Regions from separate parts of the Homo sapiens genome. Here region 1 is linked to region 2. Evidence: chromatin contacts called from ENCODE Hi-C or POLR2A ChIA-PET data. All regions are on one chromosome and are shown on one strand. The core of a region is the stretch at or near the end of the contact, and the rest is flanking DNA. Distances in the headings are between cores, read along the strand shown. Region 1 overlaps JAZF1 (JAZF zinc finger 1). Region 2 has its middle 60 kb from the start of LINC03007.

Evidence for each region. Hi-C counts contacts between places; a loop is a spot of excess contacts on that map. ChIA-PET counts read pairs that join two places held with the same protein, here RNA polymerase II (POLR2A). Pooled maps may share reads with other maps.
Region 1: a map of gastrocnemius medialis shows a loop between it and region 2 (3-fold over the local background). The contact joins two enhancer-like sites. A Hi-C loop is called at or near these places in 1 of 168 maps with a recorded cell type or tissue (gastrocnemius medialis) and 4 of 50 pooled maps. POLR2A ChIA-PET finds 5 or more read pairs at or near these places in 1 of 52 experiments (T-cell).

Annotation. Positions count from the first base shown.
Region 1 is chr7:28,101,393-28,104,599 of GRCh38, forward strand. All of the region lies in intron 1 of JAZF1 (JAZF zinc finger 1), which reads right to left. Among named protein-coding and RNA genes, the nearest start is that of JAZF1-AS1, 77 kb to the right of the region's middle. Within about 2 kb of position 1,584, at least 7 of the 41 ENCODE cell types and tissues checked have a DNase peak (open chromatin) inside an H3K27ac peak, as active enhancers do; they include gastrocnemius medialis, where a contact is called at or near this core.
Region 2 is chr7:25,848,386-25,851,827 of GRCh38, forward strand. No RefSeq gene overlaps it. Among named protein-coding and RNA genes, the nearest start is that of LINC03007, 60 kb to the left of the region's middle. RefSeq lists a silencer at 3,414-3,442. Within about 2 kb of position 1,451, at least 17 of the 41 ENCODE cell types and tissues checked have a DNase peak (open chromatin) inside an H3K27ac peak, as active enhancers do; they include gastrocnemius medialis, where a contact is called at or near this core.

The DNA.
Region 1 (3,207 bases), core at 334-2,833, 2.3 Mb after region 2:
AGACTAGGGTGCCCAAGAAGGGCTGAAAGGGAATCACAGAAGATTCTGACACATTTACAGTTTTGGCCAGTCATGGTGGCTCATGCCTGTAATTCTAGCACTTTGAGAGGTTGAGGTAGAGGACTGCTTGAGGCCAGAAGTTTGAGAGCAGACTGGACAGCATAATGAGACTCATTTCTATATTAAAAAAAAAAAAAAAAAAAAAGCCTGGCATGGTAATGCACACCTGTAGTCCCAGCTACTTGGGAGGCTGTGGAGGGAGGATTGCTTGAGCCCAGGAGGTTGAGGCTGCAGTGAGCTGTGATCCTGCCGCTGCACTCCAGTCTGGGTGATAGAGCAAAACTCAGTTTCAAAAACAAAATAAAATAAAATGTAAGCCCATTTTAAGTGTGCGCTTGGTGTACTTGAGAATCTGTAAAGAAAACAAACAAACAAATAAACAAAAACAAATACAATTTAACTGCTTGACGGAAATGCCATTTTTTTTTCTTAGCTCAAAAGGGATCAATACGGCATGGGATGCTTTTAGATATATTTTTAACAGAATACAGCTAGAGGGATAAAATGCTAATTTTCTACACGTTGTCTTATGAACCACAGAGGAATAAATGGTGCCTCATCAGACATGTCTCAGTGGCAGAACTGGGGAGTGGTACCACCCTGAGTGGGAGGCAGGGCACCAACAACCCCTCCCAGCCTGTGCCACCACCCTGATTGCCCAGCACCCCCAAGGGACAATGCAGAGGCAGGCAGCTGGAGGGACAGCTTAGCCTGGGCTCAAATCTGAAACACAGAAAGAGATAAGAGATGGACCAAATCCATCCCTGCTCCAACATTTGCTGCAAGGTAACCACAAGCAAATGTCTTTATCTCTTAGGGCATTTGCTACAAAAGTGGAAACAGTAACAGCTACACCTCACAGGACTATTGTGAGAATTAAAAGACATATTGTGAATAAAATGCCTGGCGATAGCGCCCAGAGCATGCTTAAGGCTCTGTGAATAGAAACGATTCCCATAAGTATCACTCTCTGATTTCTGGGCTTGTTCTCATTGGCAGTCCCTAGGTTATTTCTTATCACCATGACCTTGCAAACCATATCATAAATATCCAGGCACTATCTGAGAAAAAAATACAACAATGTATACTTATTATACATAGTTGGTGAAAAGGGGTATATAATATTTAGCACAAATTCATTTTTTGAAAAAAAATGTCTGCATATGTGGTTGAAAAAAAGTCTGAAAGGACATATACTGATTTGTAAACATGGTAGGTTCTGAGTGGTTTAACTACAATCAACAGCTTTGTCTTTCCTTTTGCTTCTCTGTTTTTCTAATTTTTCTATAGTGAGCATACACTCCATAGTTATATAAAAATATGAGAAATCAAAATTTTCATACATACTGAAAAACAAAATCATAAGATACTGCTGCTAAAATATCAGAACTAGTACAAACACAATACCACCTCCAATGCAAAAGAACACGATGACATAAAACAGCACTCAAAGGTCAAGCACAGCCAGAGGACTCTCATGGCAGAGAGAAAGTGAACTTGACCTTGAGCCCTAACTCAGCTCTTCCCCAGCCACAGCCCTCGGTGAGTCACTCATCTTGGGCCTCAGCTTACGACCGATTGATGTAACCATTTTTGCCCCAGTGGCAACACTTGCTAGGGATGACCAGTCCCTTCTCCTTGGAACACTCTGCCTTGGCTTCCAGGTCACTCCCTCCTGGCTTTTCCTTCCACCTCGGTGGTCCCTCCTTCTTGGTCTCCTTTACTGGTTCCCGGATCTCATCCAGTCTATTGTTTTAATGCCCACCATTCCCAAATGCCTATCTTCAGTCCTGACCTCTCTCCTGAACTCCAGAAGTGAATATCAAAAATTGCCCACTGGATGCTGGGCATGGTGGTATTTACCTATAGTTCTGGCTACTTAGGTGGCTGAGGTGGGAGGATCCCTTGAGGCCGGCCAGGGGTTTGAGGCTGTAGTGTACTATGATCGCGCCTCTGAAAAGCCACTGCACTCCAGCATGGGAAGCAGAGCAAGATCCATCTCTAAAATATTTTTTTTTAATTGCCCACTGAAGATTATCATTTGGCATCCAACAGGCATCGCAAACTTAACCTGGCCAAAACAGAGATCCTGATTTCCATCTTCCTCCAAAACTTCCTCCAGCCAGTCACCCTCATCTTAGCGAATGCCAACCAAATCCTTCCAGTTGTTCAGGTCAACCACTCTGGAGTCATCCTTGGTTTCTTTCTTTCTCTCATACCTAAACCAAACCTGTTGACCTTATCTCTAAAATCTACCCAGAACTCTACCACTTCCCACCACCTTCACAACTACCACCTGGACCAGGACCACTGGTTATCTTGTTACTGGACTATTGCAATCCCCTCTTAATCAGTCTCCCTGCTTCCACCCTTGTCCCCTCCAGTCTACTCGAGACACTGCAGCCAGAGTCACACTATGAAAGCACCCATTCATCCATCCTGTCCTCCTCTTCTCAAGGGCCACTGGCTCCCCATCTCCCAGAGAGTAAATGCCTCAAAAGCGCAAACTGGCCTACGTGGGTGCCCACCACGACCTTATCTCCCCCTGCCCTCTTTCTCACTCACTCCAGCCCCACTGGCCTCCCTGCAGTTCCTCCAGCACACCGGGCAGGCTCCCACCTCAGGGCCCCAGTCCGAGCTGTTCCCTCTACTTGGAATGCTGTTCTCCCAGCTGGCCACCTTCCCACTTCCTGCAGGTCATTACTCAAATGTCTTCTCCCTGGGGCGACTCCCCAGCCACCCTAGGTAGTACTGTGACAACCCCACACTCCCCCTCTCCACTTTCCTTATCTTACTTTTCTCCATGGCAGTTTCATTTCCCAACATAACTTTTGTTTCACTCACTTCATTTATTTGTGGTCTGTCTCCCTACAGCTAACACATAAATTCCACAAAAACAGGATTTCTTTATTGTTTTGTTCCCAATTGTATCCTTTGTACCTAGGACAGGGCCTGGCAAATACTAGGCACTCAATAAATGTTTACTGAATAAACAAATAGGATTTAACAACCTGCCCTTACATGTCTGAGTTACATAAGAAGCCCACAAAATAAGGAATGTAAATGTAACTACTTAATAATTTGTCACTTAGATAAACATGTGGATAGTGTTACTATTATCACTGTTGTATTGAAGATATGTCCCAG
Region 2 (3,442 bases), core at 201-2,700:
CAAAGTCACTGACTTCAGTAAACCATGGCTCAGCCATATGATGAATCATCCAGATGATCAAAATTATTCTTATGAAGAGCTTTTAACAACAAATACAGATACTTGTGATATAACACTGTGAACAAAAGCAAGATATACAAGGGCATTTGCAGTATAATGACAACTATGAAACCGATCCACATACGAGAACAGCAATACTCCAAAACTTCAAAAGGTGATTAGCTATAGATGGTGGGATTCTAGATGATTTTTGTTATTTTCTAGACCTTGTATTGAGTATTCTATAGTAAGTATGGATTCATTTTTATAATTAAAAATATATTTTTAAATGGAATAAAATCTATAAAAGGCATCACCTACTTCTTTCAAAGGTCACATATTCCTTAATCATGGCTTGAAGCCTCAGAGCTAAAATGGCAGTGTTCAAAATATACATCTGCTTTAGAACCTATTTTCTTCAATCTTTCCTATGATACTTAAAATTTCATAGACCTTCACAGAAATGTGGGAGGAAATCTGTTAGTGACTTTGTACACGCACCCAGATGATCTGGAACTGGTACTCTCCAGTGAAGCAGCCACTGGTCACTGAGGCTACCAAGCACTCGAAATGTGTCTGGTCCAAGCTGAGATGAGCTCTGAGAATGAAATACACACCAGCTATTGAATATATGGGAAGGGGCAAAAAATGTAAAATATCTCAATACTAACTTTATATTGATTACATGTTGAAGTGATATTTTTGAGATATTGCATTTAATGAAAAATACTATTAAATAATTTCACCTTTTTTTTAATGTGTAATATAATGTAATATGTAAAATGAGCTATGTAGCTCACATTAGCGCTCTTTTGGACTGAAATACTCTAGAAAAAAATTCTGCAGAAGTGTGCTTCGATTATCCATCTATCATCTTTCAGAAACATGCAGGATCTGAATACACACAGATTGCTTGCCCAAGCCAGATCTATGGCCCCCAGTAAAATGTATTCTCCTGCCCCTCTTCCAAGTTGTATCACACTTTTAGTGGTCAGACAATTTCAGTTATTTCCAAGCGCAGACGAATTGAGGCCAGTTCGATGAACAGCACTTACAGGCTGCACCTAACAGCCGTCTTGCCTTTCTTCAGACTGACACGGCCCACAGAGCTCAGAATTCTCTAACTCCCTAACATCTGCCTCTGTTCCCATGGATTCACTCACACATCTGTGTAACACTTCATTCAAAGGACACAGTCCCCATTTGAGACAGCCTCAAATATTCACAGCTCCCAAAAGGCTGTGCCAAAGAAACTTCCTCCGTGTAGCTGTAGGCCATCTCTCAAAGTGCCCTTGGTGTGAGGGGACTGAAAATTATTGCTCTTCAAAAGGGCAGGGGAAAATGAAAGGAAGGATTATATCTGCCTGAACTGCCAAACCAAACTCTGAGAAGCAGATTCTCCAGAGAGTGACTCAGGCCCACATGATGTTTGTTGGGGATGATGTTTTCACTGGGAGGCGAAGTGTGCATTTGCTTATCTGGCCAAAGGCTACTCAACTTATGTGGCCAGCCCACCCCACAGCAAACGTGTACAAGGGTTCTTGTTTCTCCCTGCTCAGAGCTGCATTTTCTCTCTCTACAGCAGTCATTAGAATAAATAAAACCCATATAATCAACATGAGAGGAAGAGGACATATTTTTGTAATGCACGCGGGGGAGGAGGGTGGTTTTTAAAACACCAGGGACACCGCGAATGCCACAGTTATTATGTCAAGGCTCATGAGGTCAAAGTCAGTTAATAATTCCCGATTATTCTCTTAAAGATGACTAACACACAGCCCAATGCTAACAGTTTTCATATTTTAATGATCTTCCATAGAGTTTTCTAATTTATTCAACCTCAGCAGATTCCATTTCTTCATAAAAATAAAGTATTTTTCATCACAGAGGAATAACTTCAAGTTTTTCTTCAGGGATGAGAATCCAAAATCCTGACTCTGCCTGCCATGCTACTGAGCTGTCTCCATTTATCTCTCTGAAATTTTTTGGCTTACAGATTAAAGCATTAGAGGAAAAGAAACTATAAACATAAAAGAATAATAAAGATCATGATTTGTTTAATTTTTACATTCTTATTATTAAGACAGAATTTAGGAAGCAAAACTGCACTTTATCACTTTAAAATATACCCCCAAAATCACTACACTAAAGGCATTATAAAGGGTGACATTGTAAGAATATTTAATTGACATGATTTGGGAGGAAGGGCTGGCAGCACACAAGGAAGAATCGAATGTGAAAGAGAATTTGGTTAATTTTAAAATGTTATCCAAGTAATTACAGTCATTATACTTTCCTGCGGCGCAGCAAAGAAGTAAAAATATCAAGCTCTCCCGCAAATTTTCCAATATATACATACTGTTAAAACATACACATGTGCACACAAACACGTACAGTGAAACCAGATTTTGGAGTTTATCGCTTGCCAAGGTTCACCCCAGAGCAAATATTTACTGCGGAGTTACAAAATTTTCCTGAAGGAGAACCAAAATGGAAGCGTTTACATATGCTGCAAGTACTTTGTGTGCGCAGGGGCCACAAGAAAGATATAGTTTAATAAAAACATTTATGGATTTTGAAAGCAAACACAATCCAAGAGTCTTGCACATGTGGGAAAAGATGATATTCCAGCCTAACACGTTCTCTCTTGAAGATCTTTTGGCTGTTTGCAGTGAGCAAACCCCAGTTTCCTCTGGGGCCCCGCTAATCTATATTGTAAACCATTCTCAGGAAACAAATGAAAGAACCATCCGACACTGCCCTCGGAGACAGCGGCAGGGATGCGGCTCTGCTCTACAGGCAGACAGAAACTTCCCAGGATGGGCGAAGGTGGCTGCTGCATGAAGAACTGGGGTTCTCTAACCTAAACCTTCGCCACCTCCTCTTCCTATCAGGAGAATCTCTCTTAACTGATTTCCTCTGCATTCTCTCACCTCCCGGGCTACCTCCCACTTCACCATCGCAAAACGAACCCGATATTTGCAAAACTTAGGAAAAGACACACCGGCGTGCGGCCCACTGTTTCCATGCCTTTTGCCCCATGGCCTGAGAACCCACTGTATGCATGGCCTTAGAACCAAAGTTTTGCACTTCAAGTGAGCTTTGTTCACGTTCGCCCCATTTTGTTCTGCCATTAGGTCTTGCGGGTGCGCTAGCCTGCTCTTCATTAGTGCTTTTGTGCCTCATTCTTTATGAACCCCGGGCTGCATCCATCTACCTTAGCGCTAATGATCAAACGGGGGATCTTGAAATCACTCTGCGCAATTTACAAATCACACAAACTGGAAAAAGGAATTCACGCCAAATTGGACAAACTTTTGGAAAGGCCTTGTGGAGCCTTGCTCCTCTATCCTTGGGCTCTATTGCCCCCTGGTGGTTTCTCCGAGACAAACGCGGCCAGGGC